Linked DNA regions of Homo sapiens: regions 1, 2, 3 and 5 are each linked to region 4. Evidence: read pairs that join two places in POLR2A ChIA-PET (ENCODE). Cell type or tissue: HCT116. All regions are shown on one strand. Each heading gives the region's core, and the rest is flanking DNA. Links, peaks and the distances in the headings are about the cores only. Region 1 overlaps PFDN1 (prefoldin subunit 1). Region 2 overlaps CYSTM1 (cysteine rich transmembrane module containing 1). Region 3 overlaps PFDN1 (prefoldin subunit 1). Region 4 holds the start of HBEGF (heparin binding EGF like growth factor). Region 5 overlaps LOC101929719 (a long non-coding RNA gene).

The links. ChIA-PET counts read pairs that join two places held together with the same protein. Peaks named below come from ENCODE experiments on the same cell type or tissue, not always from the same donor. Only the 100,000 strongest peaks of a DNase experiment are listed, where the experiment ranks them.
Region 1: POLR2A ChIA-PET joins it to region 4 with 16 read pairs; 26 of 35 experiments call an interaction of 5 or more read pairs at or near these places.
Region 2: POLR2A ChIA-PET joins it to region 4 with 57 read pairs; 26 of 35 experiments call an interaction of 5 or more read pairs at or near these places.
Region 3: POLR2A ChIA-PET joins it to region 4 with 12 read pairs; 26 of 35 experiments call an interaction of 5 or more read pairs at or near these places.
Region 5: POLR2A ChIA-PET joins it to region 4 with 11 read pairs; 10 of 35 experiments call an interaction of 5 or more read pairs at or near these places.

Annotation. Positions count from the first base shown.
Region 1 is chr5:140,249,660-140,254,134 of GRCh38, reverse strand. The region is part of intron 3 of PFDN1 (prefoldin subunit 1); the gene reads left to right. Among named protein-coding and RNA genes, the nearest start is that of PFDN1, 51 kb to the left of the region's middle. In HCT116, for the core only: no CTCF peak of the experiment used is centred there; a DNase peak (open chromatin) is centred at 2,394; H3K27ac peaks cover 2,029 bases.
Region 2 is chr5:140,238,715-140,243,189 of GRCh38, reverse strand. The region is part of intron 2 of CYSTM1 (cysteine rich transmembrane module containing 1); the gene reads right to left. Among named protein-coding and RNA genes, the nearest start is that of PFDN1, 62 kb to the left of the region's middle. RefSeq lists enhancers at 612-1,448, 1,449-2,287, 3,126-3,964. In HCT116, for the core only: CTCF peaks have their summits at 617, 829 and 3,168 (motif pointing left); DNase peaks (open chromatin) are centred at 1,669 and 3,144; H3K4me3 peaks cover 583 bases; H3K27ac peaks cover 1,396 bases.
Region 3 is chr5:140,254,796-140,259,270 of GRCh38, reverse strand. All of the region lies in intron 3 of PFDN1 (prefoldin subunit 1), which reads left to right. Among named protein-coding and RNA genes, the nearest start is that of PFDN1, 46 kb to the left of the region's middle. RefSeq lists an enhancer at 1-16. In HCT116, for the core only: no CTCF peak of the experiment used is centred there; no DNase peak of the experiment used is centred there.
Region 4 is chr5:140,344,178-140,348,652 of GRCh38, reverse strand. It overlaps HBEGF (heparin binding EGF like growth factor), which reads left to right and starts at 2,050. Exons shown (of 6, transcript NM_001945.3): 1 at 2,050-2,370; 2 at 2,569-2,742. The coding sequence starts at 2,325. RefSeq lists silencers at 1,766-1,815, 1,856-2,135. In HCT116, for the core only: a CTCF peak has its summit at 1,804 (motif pointing left); DNase peaks (open chromatin) are centred at 1,882 and 3,804; H3K4me3 peaks cover 3,235 bases; H3K27ac peaks cover 2,259 bases.
Region 5 is chr5:140,166,400-140,170,874 of GRCh38, reverse strand. It overlaps LOC101929719 (a long non-coding RNA gene), which reads right to left. Exons shown (of 5, transcript NR_130738.1): 3 at 3,402-3,510; 4 at 3,073-3,194; 5 at 2,090-2,238. Among named protein-coding and RNA genes, the nearest start is that of CYSTM1, 6.6 kb to the left of the region's middle. RefSeq lists a silencer at 875-1,070. In HCT116, for the core only: a CTCF peak has its summit at 1,284 (motif pointing left); no DNase peak of the experiment used is centred there.

The sequences.
Region 1 (4,475 bases), core at 299-4,298, 95 kb after region 4:
CTGCTTTTGTGCTACAATGGCAGAGCTGAGTAGTTGTAACAGAGATAACCCCACAGTGAAAGCCTGAAATATTTATTATCTGGCCCTTTATAGAAAAAGTTTGCTGACTCCTGATTTAGAACAAAAAGTTTGAGTCTCAAACTTCAGTGTGGGTCACAGCCACCCGGGAGGGATTGTGAAAACACAGATTGCTGTAGTCCATCCCCAGGGTTTCTGGTTCAGTTGGTCTGGGTCGAGGCATAAGAATATGCCCTTCTAATAAGTTCGCAGGTGATCCCGATGCTGCTGGGAGAGGACTGCACTTGGAGAGCCATTGCTTTCTATAGTTAAGGTAGTGATAGATTCCTTCTTCCCTTAATCTTCTCTGAACCAAAAGTCCCCACCGACTTCAGCTGCCCATCGCTTGACCCCATCACTTGACGTGATTTGCTGGCTTGTCATCATCCCTTTTACACCTGGTGCCTGCAGATGGTAGTGATTCTTTGGCTGAGGCTTGATCAGCACCATATTGCATTAGGACAGTTGCCGCTCCTGGCTCTGTGCTTCACTCTGAGCTTTCTATCTGGTCATTCCCAGGTTATCTGGTAGGCTGGGCTTTCTCTGGGACTCACATGAAGCTGATGTGTTAGGGAGGGCAGCAGTAGGTAGAACTCACCTAAACCTCAGGGGGACCGAGCAGCTAAACACTGTTGTTTGAAGAAGAATTTTTTCCCCTCGTGTATATCTGCTGTAAAGTGCTTGAGTGGTGTAGGGGTTCGGGTTCGTCTTGGCAGACTGAATTGGGGGTGCTAGCCAGCATGTGATCATAGGTGGGGTTTGGGAGTCTGACCCCATATGGTAGCAGTGTCAGTCTGTCGGCAGGTAAAAGCACACCTGGGAGGAAAACAGGTCAGCGCTTAGCTGAAGCAAGTCTTTTGTCCCTGTCCTTCAGCAGAAAGACCTCTGAAGGGTCTTTTCTGTCTTTCTTTTCTGAAGGATATTTCTAAAGTAGTATCTAGAAGATGCAGGGACAGTAACTCCTTCCGAGATTTCTCTTTATTCTCCTGCTCCATGCCTAAGATTGCTTTATCTTTCTTTGATTTGTCTCCCAGCGGTGTAGCTCAGTGGTTACCATATCGCCTAGCTGTGTCCTCTGGTGAAGTGGATGCACCCAGATGAGTTTACAAGTGGGCATATCCGTGGACCGCTTAGACCTGTCTCTCAGGTGTGGGGTTTTGCCTGCCTCTGTTGGCCCTCCTCACCCATCCAGGCTGGCGGCTCAGGGCACATGTGCCCTCAGGGCTCTGCCCTGCCCCTGCCTGCTGCAGCCGTGGCCATGCTGTCCCATTTTCCATCCTGCCTTCTCTGATTGTGTCCTCTTGTTGCCTTTTTTTCTGTTTTTGTCTTGTTTCCCCTGCCTTCTACCAACCTTGTCCCCCATCAAAACATGCTTCTTCAGCCCTCAGTGAGTTCTTGGCCTCTTGCCAAACATCCCCATTGTGGGCAGTTGGTACCCTCTGACCATTTTACAGATCTGCCAGTGAGCGAACACGAGAATTAGTGAGGCTTTGGGTTTTTAATTTGGAAGTCATGGTAGAGACAGCGAAAAGATGGCCATTGCCTTCAGTTTTTTTGATTAATAGTAGAGCTTGAAGTTGGTGGTGGTGTCCAGGAGCTGGAAGCTGTGGATTTTACACAAGAGAGAAGTATGTGACCAAGGCAGGTCACACTCAGGGTCAGAAACCGTGACTCCCAGCAGAGGGTCTCTGAGGACTTAGCTCTCACAGAATATCAGGAACAGAAGGGAACCTAAGTCTGCCTTGTGTGTTGCCTCCGATGCCTGGATTGGAGGGCAGGAGATGAGCCAGCAGGGCTATTTTTATTCAGATAAAAGTACATATCCGTATACATCCATAGTATGTCTCCCCTCTCCTCTGAGCTCCATTTAACCTGTTTTGTTTGTTTAGTCTTTAAGGCAAGAGTTCATGTGAAGAAAGTGTCGTGTGGCTAAAGTAGAAATGGGAGTGGGGTGGGGGTGGAGGGATGCACTGGTATTGCCCAAATCCTCATCTTACAAATGGGAAAATAGAGGGACAGAGAGGAGAAAACTCTTTTCAATACCCCAAGGCAGGATAAACAGGAAAGAAAGAAAGAAAGAAAAAAAAAACTAATTTAGAGAAGGAGAGCTGGAGACAAAGTTCCTAAGAAAAGAAAAAAGTCTGTAGTGATAGCGTCACAAGATGTATTACCTCAGGAGTCTATTTGAGAGATTGTGTCATGTCAGAAAAGTTCTAGGGACTGGAGCCTCTTTCCTTGGTAAGAGGATGAGAATGAAACACCAGCCCCTCAGTCTGACTCCTGGAAAAAAGAACCTCAGGCCGATGAGCAATAACTCCAACAATGTCATTTCCCTGGCCATGCTGAGCCCCACAGGAAATCTCAGAGTTTGTCATCACGGCAAGGGCCCACAAGAATGTCGCTGCACCCAGAGCTTTGTGGTTTGATGCCACTAGAGACTTCCCTTGTGAAAGCATTCTGAGGGAAATTGCTCGGCAAGACAGAAAGATGCTACAGTGAGATCAGCAGATGCCCTCCCAGGACTGCTGGTAGTAAGTGTGGATTTCAAATGTCACTCCTAGCAGCCCTGAGGCTGACATCGGATAGAGCAGTTCCTCAAGGATTTCAGAGTCCAGGACATGGGAAATTGGGGTGGTTTGTTTTTTAGTTTTGCAAGTTGACCTGATAAAGCATTAAGGCCTGTTAGGGCGTGTTCTGTTTGTGGAAGCAAGGCCAGATCCAAAGCCCCCACTGGGATCTGTAACGTTTGAGTTTTATTATTTATTTATTTTATTATAAATCAGTAATTCATAATTGTATAGATTTATGGGGTAAAAGTATTATGATTTATAAATATAATGTGGGCTGGGTGCAGTAGTTCACATCTGTAATCCCAGCACTTTGGGAGGCTGAGGCAGGTGGATCATTTGAGGCCAGGAGTTCGAGACCAGCCTGGCCAACATGGTGAAACCCCGTCTCTACTAAAGATAGAAAAATTAGCTGGGTGTGGTGGTACTCACCTGTAATCCTCAGCTACTCGGGAGGCTGAGATGGGAGAATTGCTTAAACCTGGGAGGCAGAGTTTGCAGTGAGCCTAGATCATGCCATTGCACTCTACCTTAGGCAACAGAGCAAGACCCTGTTTCAAAAAAAAATAAAAAGAATATAATGTAGAATAATTAAATCAAGCTAGTTAACATATTCATTACCTCAAATACTTGACATTGTTTGTAGTGATAGGTTGGAGTTTTAAATCTGTGTATATCCAGGGGCAGGGGGTGAGAGGGCAATGCCGAAAGCTGAAAACCACCTTGAAGGAAAATGGTCATTTTCTGCCTTTGCTTCTTCTGTTGGGCGTTCCTTGATTATTCAAGTTGGGAGGGAAAACTAAAAAGTGTGTGTACATCAGTAAGGCGTCATTTCCCACACTAAAGCACTTTATTCAACAAACATTAAATTCCTATTATGTGCCAGCCATTCTTCTAGACGGTAGGACCGTATCAGGTGACAGAACAAAGTCCTGCCCTTGTGGACCTTTCCGTCTCATAAGGGAAGCCAGACAGTTTCTCCTTCCTGTGGTGGAAAGAGCTCTGGAGAAGAGTCAAGGTGAGGAGAATAGGGAGTATTGGGCAGCATGTACTCAAGAAGGCCTCGCAGATAAGGTAACATTTGAGAAAGCCCTGAAGGAAGTGAGGGGATGAGTAATGTGAATATCTGGGGAAGAGAACTTCTACATGGAGAGCACAGCGAAGGGCAAAGGCCAGGCAGGAACATACCTGGTGGATTGGAGGAGCAGCATGGGAGGCCTGTGTGACTGGAGCTGAAGGAGTGACGGGGAAGAGTTGTTGGAGGTGAGGTCGGAGATTTAGCTGAAACCAAGACCATGCATGCATGGCTTCTTGGAAGTTGAAAAGTACTGTGGTGTGAATAGTTGTTTCTCCCTAAAGTCTTTGTTGAAATCCTAACTCCTGAGATGATGGTGTTAGGAGGTGTGGCCATTTGGGAGATGAGTAGGTCATGAGGGCAGAGCCCTTTAAATGGGGTTAGTGCCCTTACCCAAGAGCACAGCACCGCACTGGAAATGAAGGATGCCCCTGCTGTGGTGTGCATAGGGTTTCTTTGCCCCCTGGCAGGTCTCATGTTGAAATTTGGTACCCCCAGACCCCCCCAACCCCCGCAAAAAAATTTGATCCCCAGTGTTGAAGGTGGGGCCTGGTGGGAGATGTTTGGATTATGGGGGCGGGTTTCTTGTGTATGGCTTGGTACCATTCTCATGGGAGTGAGTTCTCATGCTTTGTTTCTTCACTGACTGGCTGTTGAAAAGAGCCTGGCACCTCCTCTCTCATTTCCTCTCTGGCCACATGATTTCTGTACAGGTGGCTCCCCTTCGCCTTCCACCACGAATGCAAGCAGCCAGAAACCCTCTCCAGAAGCAGATG
Region 2 (4,475 bases), core at 150-4,149, 110 kb after region 4:
TGGTGAAACCGTGTTCCTGCCATTGCTGCTGCTGAATGGAAGGAGGGTGGCTCAGCTCAGCTGCTTTCTCCCTCCTGCCACTCCAGACTCAGGACGCCCTCACCCTCACAGGGACAAGTACTAGAGAACTTGCAGAATGGCCCCATGCCAAGGCAACCAGAGTTGGCCAACCCTACTTGGTTTGTAAACCAGGTAGCATGTCTTCCCCCCTGGAGGGGAACTGGGGGTCATTTCTTGGGATACAGCTGACCCATCACCCAAGAATAACAGAGGAAAGGGAATTAAAATCTCCTTTTAAAGGGGGGCTTTAAACCCTTAAAGAATAATCAAGAGCCCTGGTTTTTCATTCCTGGGCAATACACAATTTCAGAATGTGCCCCCAACCTCTATACCTTGACATAAACGATGAAGGAAGGCAGGGATGAAAACCTGGCTGAGTGGGATGGGGCGGCTGGAGCCTGTGTGGTGTCTTCCTGAGCCTAGCATGCTCACTTTTCCTCCAAATGGAGCTGGAAACCTGAGCCCTGTCATGGCCAAGTGCTCTATCGAGAGATCTGAGTGCTAAACAAATCCATAGGTCAAGAAGGACCCCAACTACCCACTACTTGTTAGCTGATTTGCGGCATTAGCTTCTCTTCCCATAAGGACATATTTTAAATGGCTGCTAGTCAATCTGTGGCCACTGAAAATCTCAAAACAACCACTGTCATCAAACTCATAAGCAGTAAGCATTTCACTTTTCCAAAGTTCATGAATGCATGAATGTTATCAATTAAGCCAGTCCTTTAGGGGTTTTCTTTCAGTTTTCTTGTGTTTTGTATCTGTTTTTAGACCTCTCTCGGCAGCGCCTCTCTCTGGAGCCTGGTGTCATTGCTATTACAGGGCACGCTGAGTGGGTTAGTAGGGAGATTTTCCAGGTCCTCCCGTTGTATCAGCTGCCCTCTACTGCACGGACATGTTCCTTTTCCTTCTCCTATGGCACAGGTTTAATCCTAGTCCACTTGCATTTGGCTCCACTCAGCAGCACAGGTCTGGGTCTAGATGCCCTTCACCAGGAAAGCCTGCTCAGAGGGAGAGGATGAATGGCTCATTTATTCTGAGGCCTCCTAAGGTCAAGTACCTGATTTCGTCTTCACAGCAACCCTGAGGTAGATACTACCATCATTCCCACTTCACAGGCAAGGAATTCGAGGCTTAGAGAGCTCAAGTCTCTCGTTCAAGCACATGTGACGAGGCAGAGGCAAGGGCAGAATCCGAACCCAGGCCTTTATGGCTCTAAAGCCTCTGGCAAGCCAGGCTTGCTCATACCCAACTGGGATAGAAAAGGGATCAGAAAGAGAACAGAGGTGACTGGGGCTACAGCAAAGTCATCTCTCACATCCAGCCAGAGCCTACCCTACCCACTGAAGCCTGGCCACCCCAGGCCCTGGGGTCACTGCAGCAGGAAAGCCCCAGGCAGAGTGTCCCTTCCATCTGCCTGGATGGCCTGCCCACCCCGGGATCCTGCATGGGCAGCTCTGGACAGGGAAACCAGAATACAATGGCATGCAGATCCCCTTGAATAACCCCTTCCCTGTGCTCTCCCTGTCACAGGATTGGCTCGCCTGCCCCTGGGACAGAAAGCCCCTCCCCTGCCAGCTCTGGAAATAGCCTGCTTGATTCATGTGCAGGCCATCCCTGGGCTTCAGGCCAGAGACTCAGCTGGAGGCTGGCTGCAGTGGGAGGGGCCTCACAGGCTCTCTTAAGTTACCATTTATTGAGGTATTCACAAGTGCCAGGCCCTGTGCTGAGGGCTTTCTGGACATGGGGCCACTCAGTCTTCATGACCGCCGTGTGGGGCATGGGCATCAGGACATCAGTCAGTCTCCTCACTGCTTCCCCTTCTCCCCAGCCTCCAGAGACAGGGCTGAGGCGGTGGCCATGCCTTTCTCACCTGTCAGAGCCCCTGAACCTCAGGCAGCTTAACTGGGGAAACAAAAACGTCCTAGTCTTGCTTGCTCCACCTTTTTCCTCCAGTTTAATCAGGTTCGTTCTTGCCAGGGCTTTCACATAACATACTTGGAAACGTGGGGAACTAGGGACTTTGAACTCATTACTCCCAGGCAGTGCTGACAGAGGTTAGAAACAGCAGCTACAAAATGGAGGACTTCAAACCAGAGGGCTGTGACAGCCATGACAGGGGCGTTGAGTGCCCACACATAACTTAGAAACCCGAGTCACTTATTTCCTGGAGCACCAAGTTTCCCAAAAGCCTTAGGACCTTTTCACCTTTAGCTGAGGACAGAATCTCTGCTCCTGGGCTGTTGGGAGGATGGGCAATGGGGAGTAGCGTGGGTCTGGAGGTGGGAGTGACCTGCGTTTTCCTTGCTTCAGTCGCCCAAAGCAGGGATGACTAGCGCAGGAGAAACCCCCAAGGCAGCCCTCACAGTTCTTCAGAGCACCTGCGGTGGGGCCCAGAAATTTTACAACTGCATCTTCTAGGTGCAGGGTTCAGGGTACTGCATCTCCAGAGGGTGCACTGAGCTGCACAGCCTAGTCTCTGCCCCAGGATCCCCACCCACCCCAGGGCCTCACCATTCCTGGCATTCTGCTCTGCTACCATCCCCGTCACTCCCCACTTCCCAATGGGGGACTCTGCCTGAGAACTCGTGCACTATCCTGGCTGGCACCCCATGCTACCTGGGTCCTGGGCCACTCAGTACTTGAAGCCCGGGGCCCTCTGTGCACTGAGGCTTAGCTGGCAGTGCGAGTCACCCAGCAGGAGCTGTGGCAGAGGTGGCCCCAACCCAGGTGTTCCACAACCAGAGATGGGCCATCCTGGCAACTGCCTCCTCTACAGCCAAGCAGAAGACAAAAAGCAGGCAGAACTATGGTTACATAAGATGTTAAACTGTTTACAGAAACTACCATCTCGGCAACTCTTCTCTCAATTTCTGTAATTGGAATGCTATTTAAAAATATAAACCTTTTTAAAAAGACGGAAAAAAGGGAGAGGGGTTAAAAGAGCAGTGGGGGGGTGCTGGGATGGTAACAGGCACCACCTTTCTGGGCACGTTGGTAGCAGTCAGTGCCCAACCTGGGAAGAGGTTCTGGTGCCTGCTGTGGCTGCTCAGATTGAGCTGCTTCTTGGAGATCAAGTGCCCCCCTGTGGCCAGTCTAGGGACCGGAGCTGGGTTCCAGCTCCTGACGCGGGCAGGGTCTTAAGGACTGGTTTCCTTCCATAAGCATCAGCGCCAAAAGGCTCATCCCTCATTCGCTATCTAGTGTCTCAGACCACCCTATTCAACCGGCCCCAGAGAAGAAGGGACTATTCCTAGGGGACTACAGGTGGAGTGGGGGTCAGGTCCAGGGGACCCTGCACTGGCTTGCCTCTCTTGCCCGCAGTCAGCCCTTTGAATCAACCCTCAGTATTCTCAGCCCCAGTCTGATGTGGGGCCTGCAGAGGGGCAGGCACCCAGAGCTTTGCCACATGGATGCAAACACAAGTGTGGGGTGGGGAACGTGCAGGGAGAGGTGCGTGAGCACACAGATGTGGCCCAGGAGCCCAGGCTAGGTCAGAAAGGCCCAGGAAGCCCTGGGTCTCAGGTGCGCAGCAGCTTTGGGAAGAGCTGAGCAGTTTCTGGCAGGGGCACCTCCCACCTTCTTGCCTTCAAGCTGGAAGCAGAAAAGATAGATGGACGATGCCAGGCCTGTCCAACAAGCCCTGGGGTCTTCTCCAGGGCCACCAGTGCCCACTGCCACTTTGGCCACCAGACACACCAACCAGTAGTCCCCTTGGTCCCAGGATCTAGGACTACTGTATTGTACATTCCCAGAGATGACATTCACATGGGCTACTCAGAAACCTGGTTCTGGGTAGGCAATGGGCAAGTGGGGCTCCAGTTTCCATAGAGGTCAGGGCAGGGATGACCTGCAGGAAGTGTGAGTATAGGCCTTCTCAGGTGAAGGCTCCAATTCTCAGCCCCATTCTGGCATCTGAAACCTTCATCTGCATGGCTGGGACTTTGTAAATGATGAATCGAGTGCCTTGATGTGGTAATTGAGCCTTATTAGGTCCTTCTTGTTTTTGCAAGTGTCTGTACCAGTCCCAACCCAAGAGAGCTAGGCGGGAAAGGCAAACAGAAAGACCAGAGCCTCCCAGAGGGTTCTGATGCCTGCAGCCTTCTTGCTCCAGGAGTGAGGAAGCAGCACCGTGGCCCCTTATCACCCAGACCAGCGATGGGCACCCAGGGCTGGCCCTCAACTGCTAAGACAACTACAATCACCACACCTTCCAAAAAGTGCCACCAGGGGAGATGATGGCTTTGCCAGGGGCAGGAGGACCTGTAGTCTGCTCAACTGCCCTTGCCCCGCATTGGGCATCTAGACCGACAGAAGGAGGCCAACCAGCCTTCCGGGAGGTTTCAGAGGATCCACAATAGCCCTTTACTGCTCAGATGCAGAGGTAGGAAGGGAAGGGAAAATCTTTAAGCATT
Region 3 (4,475 bases), core at 154-4,153, 89 kb after region 4:
TTAAAATGTCTGCTAGCTTTCCTTCATGGAGTTAGGGTCAGGTCTCAACTTTTTAAAGTTGTAAGATATCCTACAGGCCACTTGATGTAGCGCTCCCCTTTCTAGCCCCCAACCATTTCTGACGTGTTGTCACTCTTCCTATTTGAACATATCCAATGATTTTTAGTGACCTCATTCTTTTTCCTGAACTACTCTCCTTTTGGTTTCTATGACACACATTTCCCTCCTTTTTAGTTTTATTTACTGGTTCCTGCTCTTCATTCCAGACTTAAAATGTTGAATTTCTTGAAGGCTAAGTCCTCTTATTGTATGTTCTTTACCTAGGAATTTCATCCATTCTCACGACTTCAAGTACCACGTCTATGCAAAATTATATCTCTAGCCCAGATTTCTTCCATGAACTCCAGAGCCAATCTAGTTTTTCACATCTCATTTGGATGTCTCACAGGTACCTTAAACCCAAAACGAAGCTCAGAATCTTCCCTTCCAAACCAGGTCCTCCTCCTGCATTTCTTCTCTCAGTGAAAGGCAGCACCCTCAAGCCAGTATGCAAGCCCCAACTGGGCATCCTGGGAGTCATTCCTGACATCTTCCTCCTCAGCTTCTGATGTCTAATGAAGGTTATGATGAAGGGAGTGGTGAAGTCCTCTTGTTGATTTTCCTCCTGAATATTTCAGAAATCTATCTGCTCTTCTTCATCTCCATTGTCACCACTAAGATACTGTCATCTCTTTCCAAGACGATTGCAGTGGCCTCCTAATAGGTTTCCAACATTCACGCGTGTATTCTCTAATCCAGTGCTTCCCAGGCTTTTTTTTTTTTTTTTTTTTAACAGTACAGCTCTCAGAAAATTGTATTTGCACAATTCACTGGGGTAACCGGACAAAGGTGCTCAAAGCTGGAGGCAACTGCTCAGGGGGGTTTTGGCTGCCCTGGACCACCCAGCCACTCCAGGGACTGAGGGATCAATATCCTGGGCACATCTGTTACCCATTCATGACTCATAGGACGTTTTTGGGAAGCTCTGTTCTCATTCATTCTGTATGCTTCAGCTGAGTGAGATTGTTTTTAATGGAAATTTGACTTTTGCTCTCCTGCTTAAAACCCAGTGGCATTCCATTGCCTTCAAGATAAATTCCAGAACTTTAATATGGCTTAAGACCCCACACGATCTGACTCAGCCTCACCAGCCTCATCTCTGTATTCTCACCCTTTCTGTCTCTGTGCTTCAGTCTCCCTGGTTGACATTCAGTTCTCCCAACTTGCCGGACTCCATTTATCTGGAATTACTCTCTCCCCACTCTCACCTCTCCTCTTGTTAATTCCTGCTCATCCTTCAGAGCTGAGTTCTCAAGTCCCTCTGTGAGTTCCTTGATTCCATCAGATGTTTCCTCCATCGAAGACCATGGTTTCCCTCAGATCCCTTATTACAATGGTAGCTAAATGTCTGTGTGGCCTGCAACAGTATAATCTCCAGGGATAAGTGTGTGCTTTGTTCGCTTCTCTACTGTTGGTGCTCTTTGGAGTGCTGAGTGCCCAATACCTGTTGGTTAGATGAATTATGTGCCAGTTCTTGGTGCTAGGGTTATAGCATTAATCAAATCAGACATGATCCCTACTCTTTGGAGCTTACACTGAGATACAGACAATAAAGAAATAAACAAGAAACCATCATGTAGTAAGGGTGATGTTTTAGAGAGTTACTGGAGACCTTCTTTAGTTGAATAATTGGGGAAGGGCTTTCTGAAAAAGTGAAATTTCAGCTAAGATGTGAATGAAAAGAAGCAGACAGCCACCTAAAAGTATCTCAAGGAAGAACATTCCAGGTGGAGGTCACAGAGAAATATTACACAGAGAGATATTCCTGTCTTAAGACAGAAATAAGTCTGCTGGAGCTGTTTAAGCAAGTGAAAGGGGGACAGAGTAGTAATGAAGTGGAGGGGTTGGCAGGAGTGAGGCCATGTGGAGCCTGAGCACCTTGGTTAAAGAGTCTGGCTTGTTTTCTAAGTGTGAGGTGAAACCATTAGAGGCTTTTTTTTTTTTTTTTGAGATGGAGTTTTGCTCTTGTTGCCCAGGCTGGAGTGCAGTGGCGTGATCTCGGCTCACTGCAACCTCCACCTCCCGGGCTCAAGCGATTCTCCTGCCTCAGCCTCCTGAGTAGCTGGGATTACAGGCGTGTGCCACCATGCCCAGCTAATTTTTTTTATTTTTAGTAGAGACAGGGTTTTTATCATGTTGTCCAGGCTGGTCTCAAAACTCCTGACCTCAGGTGATCCACCTGCCTCAACCTCCCGAAGTGCAGGGATTACAGGTGTGAGCCACCACGCCTGGCCCATTAGAGGTTTTTTGAGCAGAGGCTAACTTGATTCAGTGTGAGAGTGTCCACGACACACCTCCAGGCAAGAGATGATGGAGGCTTGGACTAGGACGAGGGCAGTGGTGCTAGATAGAAAGAAGAGTAGAGTTTGGGAATATATTTGGAAGTAAGCTAATAAGATTTGCCGATGGATTGGATGGAAGGTGTGGGGATTGAGGAAAAGAAAAAAATCAGGGATGTGCCATGTAGGGTCATTCTTGAAAAACATAGCTTTTTTTTTTTTTTTTTTTTTTTTGTCATTTTTTGTTTTTTACATTGAGCAGTTGGATGAGTGCCATTCACTGAGATGGGGAAGTCAGGGAGGGGTAGGGGTGGGGGTGACCATAAATCAGTTGTGTTTGTTTTAAACATATTAAAGTCTGGGTTTGACATCAAAGAGGATATGTTTTATAAATAATTGGATATGTTAAATCTGGAATTAAGGGGATATAGGGTTGGAGATACAAATTAGGAGTCATATAATGTTTAAAGCTATGAGATGAGAGTATTGGTTTTGTTGTTGTTGTTGTTGTTTGAGATGGAGGCTTGCTCTGTCACCCACGCTGGAGTACAGTGGCTTGATCTCAGCTCACTGCAACATCTGCCTCCTGGGTTCAAGCGATTCTCATGCCTCAGCTTCCCAAAGTGCTGAGATTACAGGTGTGAGCCACCACACCTGGCCGAGATGAGAGTTTCTAAGAGGGAGTGCAGATGGGGAGAAGAGGAGGAGTTCCAGGACAGCTTCTTGGGAAATGCAGCATTCGGAAGCTGAGCAGAGGAGGGGTAGTCAGCAAAGGAGAACTTAGAAAGAGTAGCCAGTTATGTCGGAGGAGAATAGAAGTGTGGTGTCATGAAAGCTAGAAGGAGAAAGTGTTCCAAGAACTGTGTTGAACACTGTTGAGAGGTTGAGTAAGATGACAGAGAAGCACCCATAGAGATCATTGGACTTGAATCACAGCCAATTCATTAGAGGAGGTAGAAGTGTGATTGGAGAGGTCTGAGGAGCAGATAGGAGGGAAGACAGGGGAGGCAGCTGCCTTAGAAAACCGATTCAAGAAGTTTTGCAGAAAAAAGGCAGTACTTTCAGGGGACTGAGAGGTAAAGAAAGGGTTTTTTAATGGTTTGCCTCACCAAGAAGGATCTTGCAGAGTAAGAAATAGAAGATTAAGAAGAAAGGAAGGTTAATGGTAAGAGTGAAGTTTCTGAGAAGGTATGTGGGGATGAAATCATTGTCTAAGTGGAAGGGTTGTGTGTGTGTTTTTGTTTTGTTTTGAGACAGGGCCTTGCTCTGTCACCCAGGCTTGAGTGCAGTGGCATGATCACGGCTCACTGCATGCAGTCTCAACCTCCTGGACTCAAGTGATCCTCCTGCCTTAGCCTTCTGAGTAGCTGGGGCTACAGACATGCACCACCATGCCCAGCTGATTTTTTTATTTTTGTAGAGATGGGGGTCTCGCTGTAGAGATAGGGTCTCACTAATAGGTGGGTGATATTCTCGGCCAGGGTTCTGTAAATTACAGCCCAAGGGCCAGCTGGTCTCAAACTCCTTCCCTCAAGTGATCCTCCCACCTCAGCCTTCCAAAGTGCAGGGTTGTATTTTGATTCCTTTAAAAACACAGTACAGGGATGCTATCAATTTTAACAGTAGAGAAAGAAGAGACTATACATACAGGTGTAGGTCGATTAGTAGATTTGGTAGAGGGAAGATAGAGTTCTTATGAGATTTATTTTCTCAGCTGAGAGGAGGGAGAATAGGCGATTTGAGGAGACAAGACAAAGCATGAAATAGTTATTTTGGAGAGCAGACAATGAACATATAAAGGAGGTTTAATAGAATTTCCATAGTGCCCATTTGGGATTCATGGCTCTGAATTTAAAGTGAGACCATTCAGCACAGTTTAGCATTTTCCTCCAGCAACATTCAGCCACTCAGGTGAGGCATGGAGTGGGTAGATGGTTGAGTTTAATCTGGGTTGGCATTTTCCCAGGTAAGTGCAACAGAGGGAGAGAGGGACATAGGTGAAAGGGTAAATATAAGGAGAATAAATATAAATGATGGACTATATAAGCAAAGCTGGGTAGGAAGGGAAAAGCCCATGGAAGCATAATGGAAAATGAA
Region 4 (4,475 bases), core at 271-4,270:
ATTGCCTCAGCATGAATTGTGATTCCTTTTCTTTGCTCAGAGACATCCAAGATTCTGAGAGGGGAAGTGACTGTCCCAAATCCAATTCAAGCTTTTTATCTTCTTTTTTCAGGCCCTTCCTGTAAAACCTGGCTGACACACAAACCTAGCTGGGGTGAGGCTCCAGGTGTGATGAAAGTTTGGAGTTGCCCCATGAATGGGACTGAGGCTGATGTGGGGGTGAGAAGGCGGAAGGACAGAGCATGTGAAGGGAGAAAGGCAGGCTGGGGCAAGAGAGCAGGGTGTGACTCTGGCGAGGGTGGGGGAAAGGGGGTGATTTGACCATGTGTCAGGAAGTGTTTCTCTCCACCCTCCCCTGGGGAGAGCCTTGACCCCAAGGTGGCTTTGTTTTGGGGAAGCAGGTGGCCAGGCAGCTGCTGAGGGAGGGCAAAGTCATGGCTTGGGCGGTGACCATGCACTGAGGTCCTAGGCCCGATACTCATCACCCAAAAGGATAATCTAACAGTGGCTCTTAGCCAAATAGGTGACAGGTGAGCTTCTGTCTGAAACCAGCCCAACTATATCATAAAGCCTCAGATATGGCCTAGGGGAAGGCAAGCGATCTAGAGAAGTGAGAGAAAAGAGGCCTCTAAGGAAATAGAGTGGTCAAGTGCTTAGTGATTATTATTAACAGCAACAATAATAATGGGTCACATTTATTGAGAGCTTATAGTGTGCCTGGCACTATACTAACTACTTTTATGTGTTCCCGCATTCATTTCTCAAAAAGCTCCCTACAAAGTAGTCATTATTATTATTGTTATTATTTTTTCCATTTGAGAGACGTCAAAACTGAGGCTCAGTGAAATTAAGTTTCTTGTCCAAGGTCACACAGTAAGTAGCAAAGGCAGGATTCAAACTCAGGTCTGTAGTGATTCCAGTGCACTATGGAAACCTAGGCCTAGGTTACTGGAGCAAGTTAAGAGGGCAGGGCCAGACTGACCCCTGCAAAGGTGGGGATAGGGAGGGACAGTGGGATAGACTGTGTATAAATAGCAGGCCTGTTTTTATCCCTACACACAGGCAGAATCCGGCAAGTGCTCTATCTGGCACAATTTCAGGGCTCTGAAAGCCAACCCAGCCCTGTGTCAAACAACTCTCTCCCCAGCACGTCCCTGGAAACTGAAATACCTACTGAGACACTCATTTCTTTGGGTCAGGACAGTGACTCCAGAAGACCCCTGCAAAAGCACATGGGTTGGAAGAGAAACACCTAGTGTCTGTGAAACAGCAATCTAGGTTAGCCAGCTGGGTCCTATGGGAGGGTGGCTCATTTTTTATGTTGAGGAAAAAGGTGGCAGTCAAAGGCAAGGAAAAGAATAAGGCTTGTTTCACAACCTGTGTCTCTCCAATCTCAGAAGCCTGGGAATTACAACCCATAGTTCAAAAATCCTAATGTCCCCTGAGGGAAGATGGGAGGAAGCCACTCCAGAGACTAAGAGAGTACTAACTTCCTTTGCTTTTGCTGGATTGATACTAAGTGCCTGCAACTTCAACTCTGGTTATCTCGGGTTTATGAGAACGGCTGGCATTCACGTGTCTAATTTTTAAATGATAGATGAATTAATTATTATTTGATACTTGCCGTGTTGGTAGGCCAAAAGGTGGGCTTCTGAAACTTAGAGGGTGACAGGGATGGAGACCCCTGGTATGGGGCTTAGATGAAGCAAGAGGCCAGGCCCGGAACAGAACTCAGCTCAGCAGTCAGTCACAAGGCTGCAGAGTGACAGGCGTTTGGGGAAAGGTAGGAACCGCTCTCCGCCACCTGCCGGTCAGTAGCCCTACCCACAATCAGGCCGCGGCTGCCTCGGCCTGGTCCCAAAAATTGTGAACGCCGCCCTCTCCTCCCGCCCAGTCCTCCGCCGCGCCCGCGGGGTCGGGGGCTGCGCTGCCGGCGCCGCGAGCCGGGCGAGCTTCCCAGCACGGGAGGAGGGAGGGGGCGGCGCCGGGCGGGGCGGAGCTTCCGCGCCTCCTGGAGCCTTATTCCCGGCCGCGAGCCGGGCAGCGCTCATTCGGCCGAAGGAGCTACGCGGGCCACGCTGCTGGCTGGCCTGACCTAGGCGCGCGGGGTCGGGCGGCCGCGCGGGCGGGCTGAGTGAGCAAGACAAGACACTCAAGAAGAGCGAGCTGCGCCTGGGTCCCGGCCAGGCTTGCACGCAGAGGCGGGCGGCAGACGGTGCCCGGCGGAATCTCCTGAGCTCCGCCGCCCAGCTCTGGTGCCAGCGCCCAGTGGCCGCCGCTTCGAAAGTGACTGGTGCCTCGCCGCCTCCTCTCGGTGCGGGACCATGAAGCTGCTGCCGTCGGTGGTGCTGAAGCTCTTTCTGGCTGCAGGTAAGAGGGCTGCCGACGCCCCCGGAGATCGGGGGGATGGGGGCGTTGTGCTGGGGGCATGGGGGAAGGTCGCCGCAGCGCACCCGGCACGGGCCACTTGGTGGGGCCCTTGCGCTCTGGCGGACGGGCGTCGGCATCGGTGCGTGTTGGTCAGGGGTCTGGGCGGGTGTCTGATGCGGCCTGGCCTCTCGCCCGCAGTTCTCTCGGCACTGGTGACTGGCGAGAGCCTGGAGCGGCTTCGGAGAGGGCTAGCTGCTGGAACCAGCAACCCGGACCCTCCCACTGTATCCACGGACCAGCTGCTACCCCTAGGAGGCGGCCGGGACCGGAAAGTCCGTGACTTGCAAGAGGCAGATCTGGACCTTTTGAGAGGTGGGTGTGGAGGCCCCCCATCCTTGGACCTTGGTGGGCTGTTGAAGAATAAGCAGATCCAAGATTCTTGCTGTTTGGGCAATACTGTGGGTTGAGGGTATTCATGGAGAACCTCGGGGAAAAGCTGATCGGCCTGATGGGCACTGGGGGATCCTGGAATATAGGTCCCACTCTCTCTCTCTTGTCATTGCCTCACCTGCTGGGTTGCTGCCCTTCTGGGTACTCCGGGGCAAATTGAATCAGACGTGTTGTCTGGGGTTGTTACGTTCTTCTTAGGTAAGCTGGGTGATAGGAACAAGGAATGGTTGAGATGCTTTCCCTAGAGCTACTATGTAAAAATGGGCGCCAGTTCTAATTCCCATATCAAATGACTATTATATATAAAATAGAGGTAACACATGCGGAGATGCCCAGGCACATCTCTAGAAAGTGTGCAGTGTTGGCCTCCTCCATCCACCTGTCTCCAGATTGGGGAAACAGAGGGGAATGAGGAGCTCTTGGCCGCCCTAGATGAGGCTGTGAATGGTGAGCACTGAGCCCCTAGGGGGCTGTATTAAAATGCTGGATATCTGTGAATGCTACCGGAAACCTGCAGCTTACTGAGCACCTTGCATTCCTGAGGAGACTCCAAATGGGGAGGGCTGTGTAGGATCCTCCAACCAGCCTCTTTGGCTGTGGCCAAGTACAGGTACAGGGCAGAGTCCAGAGCCTGCCAGCTCTCCTGCCTCCAAACCTGAGGAGATTATCCAGAGTAGAGCAAGGACTCAGCACTGTACCCTGGAATGACTATATTTGGTTGGACAGATGCCCACCTGTTCTAGTTCCACCTGCTCCTCAGCTGCCCTTCTCCCTCATTCCCAGGAGCTTTCCTTGGATACTCTCTCTACTTTGTATAAATCAAGCACATACTCCAAAACTGAGCCTGGGCTCCCATACTTCATCCTCTCCCAGTGGCCCTCTGGGGTTGCCCATGACCTGAACAGCCTGGATTCTCCTGGCCCTCTCCTCCTAGGCTGGGCAGGGCTGGGCTGTGACTCACCCCACCCCCACCCCCCACCCACACGGCTGCTCCTCTTACCTCTGCAGACCTGACTCACTGCTCCCTGTCCATGGCAGGAGCCTGGCTGTCACCCTGCACCTTCTCCCTCCCCTTTCTGATTGGCTTGGCCCCCCTGCCTTGCTCTCCCCGAAGCTCTGGTCACTGGGTTCCTCTGACCACCTGTATCACCTTCTGAGCTCTGAGGGGGCCTGGGACTGGATGAGAGGAAATGAAAGACTGTGGGGGCTGCTGGCACCTACTTCTCTTCCCTTCTTTTGGCTTTGCTGGGCAAGGACTATTTTTCAGGTCTGGGGATCCTACCACCTAAAATAAATGACTGCTACCATTTATTAAATTCCTACTGTGTTCTAGGCACTTGATATGTTATCCTGGCTAATGTAACACTTATAGCAACCTTTTGAGATAGTTACTTTGGCTATCCACATTTTACTGAGAACCTGAGGTTCAGAGGAGTTAAGTGACTGCCCACAGTAAATAGCTGAAATTGGAGCACAGGTCTATGGACTTCAGAGCCCATTCATGCCTGGATCAGCATCTCAGGTGCTCTAGACTTGTGAGAGGGAGGAGATGGGAGTGTGTGAGGCAGCTTGGTGTGGTGAGGAAGGACATTGGAGTGAAGTCCAGAGAACACAGTTCTAATCCCAATCCTGCATGACCTTGAGTAAGTCACTCT
Region 5 (4,475 bases), core at 132-4,131, 180 kb after region 4:
GGAGCTCCCAGGCTCAATCGCAAATACTATCAGAATTCTCCCTCAGTCAAGTATAGAGAGGTTTAAAGCACTGGAGAAGTTCACTGAGACTTGGCCTCTGGTTCATTTCAATTTCTCCCCCGAGTAGCTGGGACTACAGGTGCACACCACCGCAGCCAGCTAATTTGTGTGTGTGTGTGTGTGTGTGTGTGTGTGTGTGTGTGTGTGTGTGTGTGTGTGTTTTGTTTTGTTTTTTTTGTAGAGACAGGTTTCACCATGTTGCCCAGGCTGGTCTTGAACTCTGGGCTCAAGTGATCTACCCACCTCAGCCTCTCAAAGTGCTGGGATTACAAGCATAAGCCACTGCACCCGGCCCTTCTGGCTCTTTTTCTGATCTATGTTTTCAAATTCCAATTTGCTTGTCAGGAATTTCTCCACTGCAAGTGCTGAAGCACTATTCAAATCAGCTTAAAGAGGGAGAGATAATGTATTGGCTCATGAAGCCAAAAATCCAGGGATGAGTCTGATTTTCAGGTATAGCTGGATCCAGGCACTCAAACACTGTCACCAGGATTCTCCCCTTTCTCTTTCTCAGCTCTTTTCTTTGCATGTCTTCATTCTCAGATAATCCTTCTGATGGTATCAGAATTTCATTCTCACAGTGAAAAGTCTCAGCAGACAAAAGGCTTTCTCTTTCCTAATAATACTAAGAAAAGCTCTAGAATGGAGCTTAGTTTTTATTTTTTAAGTTTTTATTTATTTATTTATTTATTTATTTGTTTATTTATTTGAGGCAGAGTCTCGTTCTGTAACCGAGGCTGGAGTGCAGTGGCATGATATTGGCTCACTGCAACCTCTGCCTCCTGGGTTCAAGCAATTCTCCTGCCTCAGCCTCCCGAGTAGCTGGGATTACAGGTATACCCCACCACGCCCAGCTAATTTTTTTGTATTTTTATTAAAGACAGGGTTTCACCATGTTAGCCAGGCTAGACTTGAACTCCCGACCTCAAGTGATCCACCTGTCTCGGCCTCCCAAAGTGGTGGGATTACAGGCATGAGTTACCGCGCCCTGTCAGGAGCTTAGTTGGGTAACTTGCTTTTCTCCTGAATGTGTGGCCGTAGCCAGGGCATGTAACACATTGGCTGGTTCCATGTTCTCTTCTGGAGCTGGGGGTGAACACAGCCTCCCCCAAATCCCACAGTTGAAAGTGTGGAAGAATGGCTTCCCAAGGAAAATTCAAGTTTAGTTACCAGAAGTAGGAGGAATGGATGCTGAGCAAACAAAAAACACAACTGACCCCTACAGGCCACCAATACTGAAACCACAAGCTTCCTGAAAGCTCCTCCTATTGAAAGGTTCTGTAATGTAATACAGCTATGAACCTGTGAATTCATAGGCTTGAATTCACTTGGAAATCAACTTACCTTCTCTTGTATTTCCAGAAAAGTTGTATCTAATGAGAAGCAAATTCTGGCACTCAGAGGTTGAGCCATGTTGATATCATTGCATAGAACCTGCCATTGGTTTTACCTAAATGCACTCTCCTTTCTGGAAGTACTACTTCTGAGGAAAGGGCATCAGGGAGCACTTAATGCTTTAAATGTGTTTGTACAGCAACTTGCGTTCTCAAGAGGTATCACATAAATGCATGTGTTTTTAATTTTGACTTGATTCCTGAAGTAGCCTGGCCTTCTGATAGTGATCTTAGAAAATCAACCTAGAAGAAGAATACATTTTTCTCCCAGGCTGTGAGTCAAATGACTATGGCAATGAAGTTCCGTCAACTATGAAGCATCCTTCTGCTTTTTAATCTTTTCAGTAATTAAGAAAATAAATTCAACACATATAAATTAGAAATAATCAGCTTATAAGTCTATTTGCATTTATATTTTTAAAATGGACCGATGACTTAGCACATGACATAAGAAAATAAGTCAGGGAAATATTAAATCCACATATTCATTCAACACATTTACTGAGGGCCTATGGCCTACCATGTGCCAGGGACTGCTCTAGGCCCTGGGGATGTAGAAATAAGCAAAACAGATTTTTTAAAGTCCTTGTGCATATGAAGCTTACATTCTAGTAGGTGTGTCCATTTATATACAGTCTTCAAGTCTCTGTGCCATTGACAAGAACTAGTACTATATACCAGGAAGCATGCATGGCGAATCCTCAGATTCCTCTATGCTAGGCTTTCTGCCAGTGCTCTGCATACATCATCTCATTATTCTCTTCTTCCTAAGAGATGTAGACACCTGTTCAAGGAGCCACAGGAAATGAGTGGTAGGGTCAAGACCAGAACACCTATATCTATATCTGCCTTTTAGCTCATATTTTCTCTTGGGGTGTGGTTGCGGGGGATGGTGGGAAGTGGTAGGGACTGAGGCATATCAGATAACATGCTCTGTGCAAAGGGAGCACTACTCATTCAGATCCAGCCACTTGACATTCAGGAATATAACTCAATGTGGCCAAGTTTTCTGATTTTTCAAGAGAAGCCAGCAAACAGGATTTTGACATGAAAACCAATTTCAAAATACCATGAAAGCCAAACCAAATTTGTCTGGGTACAACTAAGGCTACAGATCTGCCCCTCTGTTAGAGGTCATGCTGTGACCAGGAGGGTGCCTGGGGAGGTAGGATTCCAGATAGCAACCTTGAAACTAGTTGGCCAGCCGGGCACAGTGGCTCATGCCTGTAATCCCAGCACTTTGGGAGTCCAAGGCAGTTGATCATTTGAGGTCAGGAGTTCAAGACCAGCCTGGCCAACATGGTGAAACACCATCTCTACTGAAAATACAAAAAATTAGGTGGACGTGGTGGTACACAACTGTAATGCCAGCTACTCGGGAGGCTGAGGCAGGAGAATCACTTGAACCTGGGAGGTGGAGGCTGCAGTGAGCCAAGATCATGCCACTGCACTCCAGCCTGGGCAACTCTATCTCAAAAAACAAACAAACAAAAAACAACGAAAAACCCCAGAAACTAAATGTGTGTAGAAAACTGCAAATACATCTGTGGTACTTACACAAAGTGTTTCTCAGGTTGATTTTCAAAGACTAAGGTAGAAAAATGGGGCCCTTATTTACCAAAAAAGCAAAGTCCTTTAATGAAAGCTACCAGGGAGGCAGCAGCTGGGGCGCTCCAACACCTAGCCATGGAGGAGGTTGGCATGGAACCATCTGATGCTGGGCTGACAGGCCACGCTTCTCTGAAAAGGAAAATTTAACTTCAGGGTGGGCTTCATGTTACATCTGAGGCCCTAATAATGATCATTATGCTGTCAGCACACAAGACATGGTTCAAAAAAATTCTCCTCCTTAAAGTCACATTCTATGTGCTTTCTGGTCCTTCCTAACCTCCTCCACCCTGTGGCCTCCCACACTCAACACAACTTTCCTTTTCCCCACCCACTTGCCAAGGAACTGCGGCCATCAGACAACATATGGAGGTCTCATCACCGGGATGGTCCGTAACTGGAAAGGAGTTGGTCATCTGGTGTTAGCAGCTCCTCTTTGTGTCGTAGCCTTTGGAAGGAAAGAGGGAGGAACACAGAATAGCGTCCATGTTTAAAAAACATTTGCACCATCAACAGACTGAAACTCTACAAGACAGTGGTCTTACTTTAAAAGTGTAAAGGAATTCCCATCCTCTTGATCTTAGCAAGATCAGAAAACCTCTGTTTACTACAAGAATTGTTTCAGAAAGGGAAGTGAAATCTGGCACATGAAAAATCCCATTTCTATCCACTCTCAAGATAGTAACTTTGTAGCCATATGCCATGTGTATTTCATCATAGCAAAACAGTACTGTAGTGCACTGGGGACAGATTTGCTGCCACTGCTGCTGCTGCTGCTGCTGCTGCCATCACCACCTCCACCACCTCCTTCTGTTGCTTGGATAAAGCTGAGGCATGTGGCACTGTTGTGAGATTCTTAGAAGATACAGGCAAGTAGTCCTGGCTAGGACCCTACAATTGAGTTTGCACCATGAGGCTCTAAATCTCAGCCTCTCTAGGTCCTGGTACTGTATCTTTGGAAGACACACACAGGAAGGACTTAGATACCTTCTGAAAAAGATGGGACAAAGAAAGCTTATACTCCTCCTCTCCCCTCCTCTTGCTTGGAAGATCATTTAAGATTAAGAGATGAAGTGACTTTTCCCACTGAAGGGGACACAGGGCAATGCTATGATTCGGAGTGTCCAGAGGCCTGTGTTCCAGCCATGGTTCCCCTATGTCCTCACCTTGGGACCCAGCACTACTTACTCCACCTTTTTGAGTCTCAGTTTCCCCATCTAAGAAATGGGAATAATAATAGGACCAACCACATAGAGCTGTTGTGAGGGTTAATTCATTGAGATGCTGAATGGTAAGAGAGGCTTCCTTTGCACAGAGCTTGTTCTCTAGTTTACTGCAGCCTCCAGTAATCCCCTTCCTGCCTCCCTGTCTGCACCCTAGGAGAAGGTACAGGTTAAAAGACAGATCTATGGT